3 separate regions of the Homo sapiens genome follow, and all the other regions are linked to region 2. Evidence: chromatin contacts called from ENCODE Hi-C or POLR2A ChIA-PET data. All regions are on one chromosome and are shown on one strand. Each heading gives the region's core, a stretch centred on a gene start or an enhancer-like site at or near the end of the contact. The rest is flanking DNA. Distances are from core to core; before and after follow the strand shown. Region 1 has its middle 13 kb from the start of MIR5702. Region 2 overlaps IRS1 (insulin receptor substrate 1). Region 3 has its middle 6.8 kb from the start of MIR5702.

What was found. A loop is a pair of places that touch in the nucleus more often than their neighbours do. ChIA-PET counts read pairs that join two places held with the same protein, here RNA polymerase II (POLR2A). Pooled maps may share reads with other maps.
Region 1: a loop to region 2 is called in a map of gastrocnemius medialis, with 2.1 times the contacts of the local background. The contact joins two enhancer-like sites. A Hi-C loop is called at or near these places in 4 of 168 maps with a recorded cell type or tissue (Right ventricle myocardium inferior, aorta and gastrocnemius medialis), 1 of 37 single-sample maps with no recorded cell type and 9 of 50 pooled maps. POLR2A ChIA-PET finds 5 or more read pairs at or near these places in 4 of 52 experiments (HCT116, MCF 10A, PC-3 and 1 more).
Region 3: a loop to region 2 is called in a pooled map, with 8 times the contacts of the local background. The contact joins two enhancer-like sites. A Hi-C loop is called at or near these places in 3 of 168 maps with a recorded cell type or tissue (Right ventricle myocardium inferior, aorta and left colon), 16 of 37 single-sample maps with no recorded cell type and 17 of 50 pooled maps. POLR2A ChIA-PET finds 5 or more read pairs at or near these places in 11 of 52 experiments (AG04449, CD4-positive, alpha-beta T cell, HCT116 and 7 more).

What each region holds. Positions count from the first base shown.
Region 1 is chr2:226,669,351-226,673,637 of GRCh38, reverse strand. No RefSeq gene overlaps it. Among named protein-coding and RNA genes, the nearest start is that of MIR5702, 13 kb to the right of the region's middle. Within about 2 kb of position 2,242, at least 3 of the 41 ENCODE cell types and tissues checked have a DNase peak (open chromatin) inside an H3K27ac peak, as active enhancers do; they include gastrocnemius medialis, where a contact is called at or near this core.
Region 2 is chr2:226,768,151-226,772,540 of GRCh38, reverse strand. The region is part of intron 1 of IRS1 (insulin receptor substrate 1); the gene reads left to right. Among named protein-coding and RNA genes, the nearest start is that of IRS1, 29 kb to the left of the region's middle. Within about 2 kb of position 1,305, at least 8 of the 41 ENCODE cell types and tissues checked have a DNase peak (open chromatin) inside an H3K27ac peak, as active enhancers do; they include gastrocnemius medialis, where a contact is called at or near this core.
Region 3 is chr2:226,649,937-226,654,030 of GRCh38, reverse strand. No RefSeq gene overlaps it. Among named protein-coding and RNA genes, the nearest start is that of MIR5702, 6.8 kb to the left of the region's middle. RefSeq lists a silencer at 3,558-3,647 and enhancers at 3,604-3,898, 3,788-3,917, 3,005-3,918, 3,919-4,094. Within about 2 kb of position 1,495, at least 5 of the 41 ENCODE cell types and tissues checked have a DNase peak (open chromatin) inside an H3K27ac peak, as active enhancers do.

The DNA of each region.
Region 1 (4,287 bases), core at 993-3,492, 100 kb after region 2:
AGGCTCGATGCTGGAGTTCTGACTCAGGGCTTTGCTGCTGCCACCATCTCTCTGCCATTCCACTTGGCCTCCACCCTTCCCTGGCAGGCAGCTGCTTCCTCTGAATTCACGATCAGCTTTCCTTATTGGCATCTCCTTGGGAAGGCCGCCTCAGGGCCTTCCTTATCAGTTTGTGGTTGCTAGATTTATCTTACCACAAAAAGGGCTTTATTTCTTGGCATCTAATCCCCTTCCTTATCTACTCTCTCTTCATCATTACTAGGCTTCCTGTTGGTTTTGAGGTATGAACACCCTGGGTCGACAACTGGAGTCAATTTCTGCATTTGACTCAAAGGAAATTCAAGTGAATGAATTCCACACGATGGTGAACCTAGTGAATCTTAAGTAATTCCCAGGAAATGCTCTGAGAGTATAGAACAGGTATCAGTAATCCTAAATAATATGAGCTCCGAGTGAATCAACTCTTTGGTTTTTAGTAACACCTGTGAGACTACTGATGTCTCACCATAAATAAGAAAAAAGGGAGAAAAAAAATGAAAAGGGAAGAAGAAATAGGAGAAGAGGGAGAGATGGAAGAAATAAATATATATGCAAATATCAGGAGTCAGAAAATATACATATGCAATAGTTTTCTGACCTCTAAAGTTTTTCTTCCATATTTGAGTTAATTTAGGCATTGTTTAGTGAGTAAAATTAGTTATTCCACCAAGGCTCTTGAGTATAACTGAATGCATTCATCAGTCATTTGTGTGATGATGACATTGGGTTAACACCTGACAAAATGGCAGATGAAATCAATAAGCTACTGACTCACAAACCCAGTTGATTTGGCCCCAAAACACCTTTGTTTATTTATTGACTCTCATGCAAGGATATTGATAAGTTATAAAATAGCCTTGATTATTTTCTATAAATTGTTTACTTTTCCTCCTCCTCCTAAGCCCTTACAAATTAAAATGGGAAGTAGAAGTTTTGAATTCACAGGTTAAATATCATTTTAATCCTCTGTTCCGTTGTAGACTTGCATCTTTTTCGAGACAGGGTCTCCCTCTATCACCAAGGCTGGAGTGCAATGGTGCAACCAAATCTCATTATAGCCTTGACCTTCTGGGTTCAAGGGATCCTCCCACCTCAACCTCTTGAGTAGCTGAGACCACAGGTTGGTGCCACCATGTCTAGCTAATTTTTAAACTTTTAAAAAATAGAGACAGGGTCTCACTATGTTGCCCAGGCTGGTCTCAAACTCCTGGGCTCAAGCAATCCTCCCACCTCGGCCTCCTAAAGTGCTGGGATTACAGGCATGAGCCACCACACCCGGCTCAATTGCATTTTTGATTGTCAAAATCCCTCTCTGCTTTAGTGAAGATGCAATTGTTTTATATTCTGTCCTATAAATATTATAGTTTAGCTAAGGTGACACTTGGAGGAGGATTAGAACATGTCAACCAGGGACTATTAGGTCAAGAGAACTTTCAATCATATTTCCTCTAGAACTCTGGCCCTTCTCTGTTACTTGTGATGTCTTCAAATCCCCTGACATGGGGGATATTTGTGTTCAGGGGTCTATAACCAAGAAAAATGATCGGGTGAGTATCATACACATGTCAACCCTGTCTTTTAGAATCAGGTGGCAGCTGATTTGTTTAAAGCATTGATGAATAAGTGGAACTGGGAGAGAGAACATTTGACTCATCTTTTAGGATGCAGAGAATCCTTGCAATCAAGGAACATTAAAATAAACCATGTAATGGTGGGTGCATCTCATTAGTTTCACTAGTAGAACTGTGAAATTTATTGAGAAAAATTAATGGCTGGGTTTGACACAAATTGCAATTGTTCATAGGCAGAAGGCAATATAAGGATTTCAAATACACCAGAAGAGAGAGTTATGGTGTAGGTAAGCATGTGAAAACATCTTCAAAATCTAACCATATAACATTCAGTTGTCATACTGTGTATGTAGTAAAAAATGTTCAAATGAACAGACACCATGGCATGCACATTTAAAGTTGTTTTTCCGGATTGATCCTGGAGAACTTGTTAACTGGAACAAAGTCATAAATTGTGCAATCATTCAGAATTTGCATTCATGTAAGGAAAGATTTTTAATGTTCTCCTGCTTTTACTTTTTTTGGACTTTGTCATTCCTACCTCATTGCCTTGGTGTGCATTCATGTGGCATAGCTCAATGGTGCAGCTTCCCCTTCCTGCCCCACCCCACCTGCTTGTTAATATTCTGTCCAATCCAAAGTGAAGCTTAGATGAGGGCCAGATAATATTAGCAAGTCACAATTAGGGCAAAGGATATGAACAAGCCATGCTGCTGCCTCATGCTATTTACAGCTTTTCTCTCTTAAGGTTTCTGATCTGCGCGTGTTTGGCAACGCTAAGAGACAAAGGGAGGTCATCTTTCCAGTTCCTGTTTCAAAGAGAAAAACAGGCACAATAGCCACAGCAGTAGTCACTGAAATAGTTACTTAGCACATGATATAAATGCATTTACATCCATTATCTCGTTTAATCCTTTCAACAACCCAGGGAGGAAGGTAATATTATTGCATTTGACAGATGAGAGAAAAGAGATGCAGAAAAAGTTAGGTAATGAGCTCAAAGTTGCACAGCTGGTGAATGGAAGCATTAGGCTTTAAACCCAGATTTGTCTGTCACTAAAGCCCGTGCTTTTGTTACTGTCCTCTACTGCCTTTTTAAAAGCAAAGTTTTGAGAAGGTAGGGATGAGATGGAGGCCACTGGTTGGTTACATGGTCTTTCTATATTTGTCACACACTCTCTCTGTTGCATTTTCCCTCTGGCTTTTCTATCTGCCATATCCAGGCAAAAAACAGCAAGATGAACCAAGATGCTAGTTGTCACTGATTTTGAAGTAAAAGAAATTAGCTAAAGTAAACGTGAGAACACTATTCTGCCATGTTCCTACATTCTCTGCTCAGAGGCTCCTCTCTTTCCATTAAGCAAATATTGAGAGAATCATTTAGATGGGATTTCCTCTGAATTGTAACTAAAATAAATCTCATTTCTGAATTTGGGGTACAAAAGACTCATTATCGTTTATTTGCATCAATTTTGCTCTGATGGTCTGAGCCAGTGGTTCTGAAACCTTGGTGTGAGTAAGACTCATCCAAGGATGACTCCATTGGTGTTTGTTGGTTGTAGGTAACAGAAATCTGTTCTGGATGTTGTAAGCAGCCAGGATTTGGGCAGCTTAGGGGTTCTGGGTAGAAGGAACTAATTTTATTTTCTTTCTATATTCAACTGGGTGATTGCATCTAACCCCAAGGTTTTATATAACTATCTACAGTAGTCAGAATTCTAAGATGGGCCTCAATATTCCCTATCCCTTGTGTAATCCCCTCTCCCTGACTGTGGGTGGGAGTCTGAATGCGATGGGGCATCACCTCTGTGATTTGATTACTAATCAGTTGACTGAGTTCATCAAAAGAGTGATTATCCTGGGTTTGCCTGGTCTGATCAGCTGAATTCTGAAAAGAGGAACTGGACCCTTGCTGGAGTGAAAGTCTTTATGAGAAAGAGATTCTCTTGGTGGCCTTAAGGAAGAAAATTGTCATGTTGTAGAGAGACCACAAGGCTTGAAACTGTGGGTAGCTCCTGGGAGCTGAGAGGGACCCCTGACCAACAGCCAGCAAGAAAATGGGTACCTCAGCCCCATAGTCGCAAGGAACTGAACTTGGCCGTTAATCAGTGAGCTTGGAAGAGGACCAAAGTCCCACTGTAACCCCAGCTGGCACCTTGATTTCAGCCTGTGAGAGCCTGAGCAGAGAACCCAGCCATGCTGTGTCCAGGCTTCTGACCCATAGAACTGTGAGACAATGGGTATTATTTTAAGAAGCTCGGTTTTTGTTGTTTCGTTATGCAGCAGTAAAAATTAACATACCATCTGCATGTTGATGACTCCAGAATTTATATTTCCAGTCCAGGACTCTCTCCCGAACTTCAGCCTGATAGCCAACTGCCTATTTGATATCTCTGCTTGGATGTCAAATGCATGTTGCAAACTTAACATGTCCCAAACTAGACTCTCTACCTCCCCTTTCCTCTAACTCACTCTTTCTACAGTCCTTTTATCTGAAAAATGACAAATCTATCCTTTCAGTTGCCTAACTCAAAAGTGTTGAGTCACGTTTCATGTTCAATCCATCAGCAAATCCCTTGACTATAGTTTAAAAATATTTCCAGAATTTCCCACGTCAGTAACTCTTCTGCTACTTCTCTGCTCCATGCTACCACAGTGTTTCTCATGGAGTAACGTG
Region 2 (4,390 bases), core at 56-2,555:
GCTATATCTATTGTGTGTGGATAGTATTGATTCTGTATTTGTTTTAGTGCAAGACTAGGTTGACTATTATAAGTGAAAGATCAAATGAAAGTATAGAACCATCATGGACAAGAAAAGAGGAGATGTGAATTTTATTCCCGATTCTGCCACCTCCTGGGAACTGTCATTCCTTGACCTGATTTTCTGGTTCACAAAATTGGAGATAGTAATATTGCCCCAGTCTGTCTTATAATGTTGTTTTGTGGATCAAATGAAATAACATATGAAAGTAAAATTGTAAGCTGTGAATTGCCTCTCATACACAGAGTTTGTCATGGTTTGAGTTATATCCCACCAACGCCCCTTTCACCCTTAGAACATAGGGGTGCTTTTGGTTTTTGTTCCTTCCTTATTAAAAATATTTTTTGAACTCAGCCAGCTTCCTAGATTTCTTGGCTGTAAGAGTATATCAAGATTGAGTGCCTGAAAAGATACAACAGTGTTGAGTCTCTTGTTCAGATATTTATTTTATGAAGTATGAGTATGGTGTACTGTTAAATTCTAGGAAACTGGGTTGCATTTATTAGCTTGGCATAGAAAAAGCAAAGTTCTACATGTGGGCTAAATTATGTTACAAGCTGTAAGTATAAATCAGGATTAATGGCTGAAATATATTTATTAAACTTTAAAAGGAGCTAGGTACATGCATTTTATAGTTCCTGTGGATTTAATTATATATAAAAACTTGAAAATAAAAGTATGACTGGGGAGTGCTGAATGTTTTCTTCTGTAGAATTCTTGACTCTACTCTTGAGTCTCAGCACTCTTTGACAGAGAGATCCAGTGCTGTGTGCTGTGCCAGGCAGAAGGCATGAGCATCTTAAAGAGATGGATTTATATATGTATATAAACATATATATAGATGTTTAAGTATATTATATGTATGTTTAAATATGTATTATATATATTCAAGAGACATATATACAACAATTTACATAATCCATGCTGTAAGGAAAGCAAAATAACGAAACTACTAAAATTCTAACTCCTGGCCTCTGGGTAATTATAAATCAGTAACTAACTGTGGTTCATGGCTCTCTGTAAAACTGTCCTATGAATTTCACCCTTCCTCCAACCTACTCCTTTGTTCCTCTCCTCATTTTCTATTTTGCTTTTCCTTGAGTGGTGGAGCCGAATGCTCTGAAGTAATTTTGGAACACAGTGAGCCTACTGAGCCACCGGACAGCCGGCTGATACCATGTGCTTGGGAACAGGAAAGGGGACCCAGCTATAAACTCCTCAGCAGCCATGCCATGCCCTATCACCGTCATCCTTCCCCAACACCTTCTGACCTTGATAAACACAGTCAGGACCAAGAATGTGCTCATATTTACATATACCACTCCCTCCCATAAAAATAGGGTAACCTTTAAAATCACAAACAACACAGCCCACACTACCAACGTTCTTCCGTCACTGACAGTGACAGGATCTAGCTAGTTCTCATGCTCCAAAAGTTATATATATATACATGAACTTTAAAGAGAGAGGGTCTCACTCTGATGCCCAGGCTGGAGTGCTGTGGCATCATCATAGCTTACCCCAAACTCTTGTGCTCAAGAGATCCTCCCACCTCAGCCTTCCAAAGAGTCCAGTTTATTGAGAAAAATATTCGAGTTAAAAGTATCCCTAAAGATAATAAAGCTCAGAATGTTCTTTCTACAGACAAATAGACTCAGGACCATACAGTGTAAGTAACTTGGTTAAGATGATACAGCTGTTACATGGTAGAGTTAGCAAACAAAAACAAAAATAAAAACCCTGATATTCTATCTCCAGGTTAATGTTTTCTCCCATGCTATACTACATCAGGTTGTACATGTGTAAAATGCTTTGTCTGTTTTGTATCTTTATATACAACATGTTGTACATATATGTTGCATATTCACATATATATGTGTCCAAAGACTGTATGTTATAGATGTCATTGTTCATTCATTTGATCCTCAAATATTTGTAAAGCCATTCACTATTTTGGCTTTACTATTTGCTGGGAATAGGGCTAGGAATAAGACTTCGTTTCCACACTTCTGAGCTTATGTTCTAGAGGGAGAAATAGGCACTAAACAGATCAAGTTAATTCAGATAGTGGTAAGTACTCTTAGGAAAAATTAGGCAGGGTGGAGGAGTTTATGAACAATGTATCATACTAAATTTATCAAAGAAGCTAAGTAGACCACACTCATATTTAGTTTTATTGTTTTTGAAGTTTCTTTTGAAAAATTCTATTGGGCAAGATGCCATTCAGCAATTCACACATGTTTGAGGGGAAAATCATAATTTATTAGAATAATTAAAGGCTTTAAAAGGTAGCTTGTTAAATGAAGTTTTCTCTTTCATATGTGGAGTGTTTGATTATTAGCCCTGCTTGAAAATACTTTCTGAACACTGGTAATCAATTGCCTGTATCTATGACATAGTCAACCCTAGTCATAAAGTTTTCAAAATGCATTCATGACTGCTAGGACTTTATTACTGCTCTTTTTTTTTCAACCTCCTATATCCTTTCTGGGAGAGGAGTAGATTTCCTAGTGCCTCCACTGCTTACCAGACAGGAGAGCAGTGAAACTGGGAGGCTACATTTTGTAAGACTTGAACGGCCATACTTTATATGGCAGTAAGGCGATCAATGGCTGATATGTCTCAACTAAGATGAATGTATACTTGTGATCAGTGAATGGACCGATAAATTCAGAAAAGTTGGAAGACTCCATTCCATTGGCTTATGACTAATTTTTATATGCACCTGTTTTTCTGGAGTCATAAATAGAAAGTTTTCTAGAGATAACGACAAGAGTAGTCCTTCCCTGTTATCTGCCTCATTCCTACTAAAACAATAGCTTTGTTAAACAACTTTGAGGTTATAATGATGGGTTGATAAGTTGTTGCTTTTCAAGTGAAAGTTAAGTTTCTAAGCCTCCCATGAAACGCGTCGGAAACCTAAAACAACATCTGCATGTCTAGATCTTCCATCCATGTCTGGTTGGCTGGAAGGACAGCCTCGAAATGGCTCTGTGGTTCCTTGGGGTGCTGCAGGCCTGCATTGCCTTGGTCTAGTCTTCCATAGATCTAATTGCTTTCTGAAGACACTCCGGGCAGTCTTGCAGCAGCTTCTGTTTCCTTGCCGGTCACTGATTATTTGAACCTGGACTGTCCTGAGTTCAGTGTCCATGTGTACTGCACTGCCAGTGACCATCTTTGGCAGGGCAAGGCTGATGGCCTTAGTTGTCTTCAGTTTCATCATCTGTTCATAACTCTTTTTTGACTCTGCTTAGTGGATTTTCATCTTTGGCATGTATTCCGTGCTTTAAGAATATATGGTCACAGAGTGATTCGGTGATAGTGGGAGTATTGAGTTGGGAGAATCCTATTACTAGTTTCTAGGTTCTGATGGTCTCTTCAGTTGCATAAACAATATTGCAATATATTGAATATAGTTACATAAAACATATTGAACATGAGTTCCTATTTTGCAGACAAGTGTTACAACATTGTTGTTAGAGAATGGGTCACTGAAGGCACCATCTGTCTTGCCTCAGTGAGCTCTGGTTACTTTAAAGAAGGATTCGCTGGGTGCGGTGGCTCACGCCTGTAATCCCAGCACTTTGGGAGGCCGAGGCAGGCAGATCGTGAGGTCAGGAGTTCGAGACCAGCCTGACCAACATGGTGAAACCCTGTTTCTACTAAAAATACAAAAATTAGCCGGGCGTGGTGGGGGGCGCCTATAGTCCCAGCTACTCCGGAGGCTGAGGCAGGAGAATTGCTTGAGCCCAGGAGGTGGGGGTTGCAGCGAGCCGAGATAGCGCCACTACAAGATTTTGGAGAACTTTTGATGGCATTTAGATTGGTTTAGTAACAGCCAGAACCTAGTTTCACATGAATTTTAAGGTCAGCAGGTACAGAGGAGAGTTCAGGGTGGTTTACTAAGCTGCTGTTGGTACAATATTTAGCACACAAACATTCAAATTTTTGATTAGCCCTTTGGCTTTGGTTTGGTTTATTTTAGTCTTATTGATGATTATTTGCTTATTATTTTAATATTTCATTACTTTATAAAATATATTTGTATCAATGCAACAAGTATATGTCCATTCATTTATTCCAAATCTCATTCCTTGTTGAGATTTGCTATGTGCCTAGACACATTTTTGGAAAACAGAGACTATGTGGTGAATCAGACAGATAGTAGGTTTCTGTGTTCGTGGAGTTTTTATTATTCCAAGGGAAGAAACAAATGATAACCAATGAAATAGTGTAAAGGGATAGAGAAGAATGGGTAGGGTGGGCCATTTTTGATAAGGGTAGCCAGAAAGGAGGCAGTGACTGAGCAAACATCTGAGTGAAGTAAGGG
Region 3 (4,094 bases), core at 246-2,745, 120 kb after region 2:
GATATCTAGGTATGTCATGGCCCAGTCAAGTTGGCACGTAAAATGAACTATCACAGTAGTTTTAGTTTACACCAAGCATAAAAGAAAATCCCAGTTTCCCAGAGGAGCACGAGTACTCATTTATCAGGATACCTGTGTTTTTCCTCTGGCTCTCTCAGCTCAGGGTATTCCAACTACGCTTTCCTTCATGCCTCCACTCCCAGTTATTTGCCCAGAGACATAAAGCTGAGCTTTACTACAGTCAGTTACTTGGGACAGCTGTCTACTACTCTGGGAAGTAGTAGCTATCTACTACTCAGGCAAATAGGATTATCTCCCATCTTGAGAGTACCCAATAGTGGGAAGGCTGCCATGAAGGAACATCAGGCATTCTTGCTGTTGCTCTGATTTGTCTTAAACAGAAATGCTGCACTCAGTCAGTGCTGACTATGATCTGTCTTGTTGGTTTAGCTAGTGGGGCATTAAGGAGCATGTGGGAGAGAGGGTTTTGGTGGATTGCAAAAGTGGCCACAATTTTTTATGCCTGGATTTGACTCTGAAACTCCTCTTATCAATAGGTGGAAGTGATTTCCCCACTTCTTGAATCTAGGCTGACTCTGTAACTTGCTTTGGCAATGGAATGCGGTGGAAATGGCAGTGTGCTAGTTTTGAACATAGATTCCAAGAGGCCTTGCACCTACCTTTCTTGCTCCCTTTTGGAACACTGCTCAGATAATTTATGAACAAGCCCTGGCTAACCTATGGAGGATGAAAGATTTTGTGGAATAAAGACTAGCCATTGTAGCTGATACTCTTCTAGACCAGCCTACCTCAACTGGCTTAGCAGCCAACCACAGACCTATTTACAAATCCAGCTAAAACCAGAAGAACTGTCCAGAGGATCAGAGATCACAGTTCTATAACCAACCTGAAGAACTGTGAGCTAAATAAATGGCTACCATTTTAAGCAACTATGTTTTGTAGTGGTTTCTTATATAGTAAAAGCTAACTGATAAGGAATGCCTGGAGTGGCATTCCTTATATAGGTTCCCTGAGCATTTTTATGGTTCCCAGCTTTGGAGTAAAGAATTAATAGAGTATTTCTTCTGGCAGAATCAATAGGTTTCTTCCCCCTAGAATTTTTTCTGATGTAGCCTAGCTCCTAAATTCTCCTGACTGGCATATGTATAGACTTAGGTTGTTTGATAGGATTTTCAAATTTTGGCATAGAATCCTGGATGACATAAGTCCGTGGGCTTTGAATATCTGTTTCAGTAGCTCTTCCATGAACCCTGACTTCTCTCTTTTCCTTGTTCAAGGAAACGCAGGTTCTAACTGGCCAACTGGTCGAGCAGTTAATAACTACTCTCATTTCCTACTGCATTCATAATTTACTGTTGAACTTCCTTGACCTCAATGGCGTCACAGATTTGAAGAATTACAGAGCTGTTTAGTGGAAGTGAAAGAACAATTTCACAGGAGATTCATAGATTTTGATGACTATGAATCATATCTTAAGAATTTGTGGCTACCTTTGAAGCACAAAACCACGGGATGTGTCTGAGTTACTCAGGATCAATGTTATTTCTGTGGTTCAGTTTCCCAAAGATCTGACTGAGCTGAAAATGGACCATGCTCACCAAGACCACTGGTAAAAACTTTGGGTATATTAACCAGAATTATTTTTAAATTTCTGGCCACACTGCCAAAATCTTGCTGAACTTTGGGTTTTCTTGACTTTGTGGAAGTGTTTCTTTCATGGAACTGCTGGGATCAAAACTGCATCTGTCTTAGGGATGCAGATTGTGGCTGGGAAATGAGATGTGTCTTAACTTAAAGAATGTCTGAGCTTCTTCAGAGTAGCTCAGTTTAAAATGTTTTCTTATTGACTGATTGAGATGTGCAAGCGGCTGCCACCTGACTTGTAAAAATGGATTTTCAAGTGTATTTGTTTTTTAGATAGCTTCATACTGAGTGAAGGAATACATAGCCTGGAATTTCCTCTAATTATAAGCCTAATCCAGTTAGTGCACAAATCTGGCAGATATTTTAGTGTAATACAAATTAATGTTTTCGTTTGCTTCACCTGATTTGTTTAGTTGAAACTTAAATGTGTTTTAAATGTGAATTTTTAGTAACTATGTATCAATTGCAACGATCAACAATTTTTTGGAGAAATCTGGTAGCTTTACTCTCCTATAACCTTGCATGTTTTTGAAATATTTTCTACTATGATTGCAAAATGATACTACTCTTCAACTGACAAATCACCTTCATCCTTTATCAAAAACATCTTCCTCTAAGAAGCCTAGTTTCAGTTTGGCAGAAGAGAGAGGCTATACGTTTTTAAGGGGTGACAATATGCTTTTAGCTCAGCCAAGCCTGGTTTATTAGACCTTCAATTAAAATAATGAGTTCAATGGCTATTTAGTTTATTAGTGTTTGTAGTAGTAGTGATGGTAGTAGTGGTAGTAGTACTACTAATTACATTTATTGGGCACTGGGTAAGACTAAGTAAAATTAGCTAGGTCATCTCATTTAATCCTCATAGCAATTCTGTGAGGCAGGCATTATTATTATCCCCATTCTAAGATGAGGAAACTGAGGCACAGTGAAGTCAGATGACTTCTCCAGGTGGTAAATCTAGAAAACAGAACAGTTCAGGCCCAAACAGTGTCATTTGACTCAAAACTCACAGTTGTCCCAAAATACTATACCAGCATACTGTCTCTTACCTAAATAGATTGTCTCGCTGTAATAAAACATGAATGGCTAGTGGCAACTCTTTTTGAGCAGGCAAAATGGATGCTTAAAACTTAATGTCAGTCATTCTAACTCTGGTTTAAGCACCATTGTAGGTGGGGTCCTGGAACAGGTTATGAAGAATGGTTATGAAGAATGATGTCAAGTCTGCCATCTCTACTGGATCATGCTCTGAAAGATCTTTTAGAGTTTAGACCCATTCATGGCAAAATGGAATACCCTAGAAGTAGGGGAGAGAGGCAAAAAGAAAGGGAGAGAGACTGAGAGAAAGGGAAAGGAAAAGAGAGAGAGCATGCTCCATCTTTACCACTATCAAGGAATCATTGACCATCCTACATCTCTCCAGGTCCTTCTCAGTGACCCAGGACATCTCAGTACAACGTAGTATTTCAGTCTCACTGCCTGAAATATTAAAGGTCAAAACACATTTTAAGGTGTTATCTCTTTCCTGTCTCATTCTAATCAATTTTGTACATAGCTGGTTTCATTTGAACTCAATCATTGTGATTTGCCCCTTATGGGCAGCTACAATTAATCAAGTGCATGTTAGTCAACATAGTTTGTGTACACCACATAATGAAAATCCCATGAAATTTAGGCATTTTGAATGTTTTAAGAGCAAGCCTCAGTGAGACTTCCCTTGCAGAACCGACTTCCCAGCTGGAGGGAGATGCATGGCCCATGCCTTTCCCAAACAAATGTGTTTGTGACATTTCCCTGTGTAAACGCTGACTTTGTTGGGGGGAAATCTGTGGTGCCTGGAGAGATGGGAGAAATAGATTTCGGAAATGCTAATCTAGGGGAGCAATCCGCAGTATTGCAGCCTGCTGGGGCTGTGTTCTGCATGCTCCCCACAGCTGCCTCTGAGCGAACTTATTGACAAAGGCGAAGGAAGCTTACAGTGCACCAGGATGACTCACTCCACGTTTACTGGGTGGTTCACACGGCTGCCTGCTTGCCGGAACAGGAAGGCCCTTATTGTGCTCAATTGTTTTCCTGAATGCCTTTCTCAACAACAGCAAAAGGAAACATTACTTTTTGGCTTCCAGCCATCCTGGCCACTTGGTACTTCCAGTGCTTAGAATGCAAAAGTTGGGCTCAGCCAAGACATGCAGAGGCACAAGGCTGCAGTTATTTCTGTCTGTGTTTCAGATTAACCACTGCCTTTTGCAGTAAACAATCCAGGGTGATTTAAGACAACGGGAACTCCCTTTACTAGCAACAGCCCCGACCCGAGTTTGACCGTTTGTTTTATGGACTTGTTTCATGTACAGTAACCCCATGGGGGGCCTTGACACCACCACCCACTGAGTTGCCTGAATAAAATAGAAAAGGCCCTGCCTGTCAGTTAC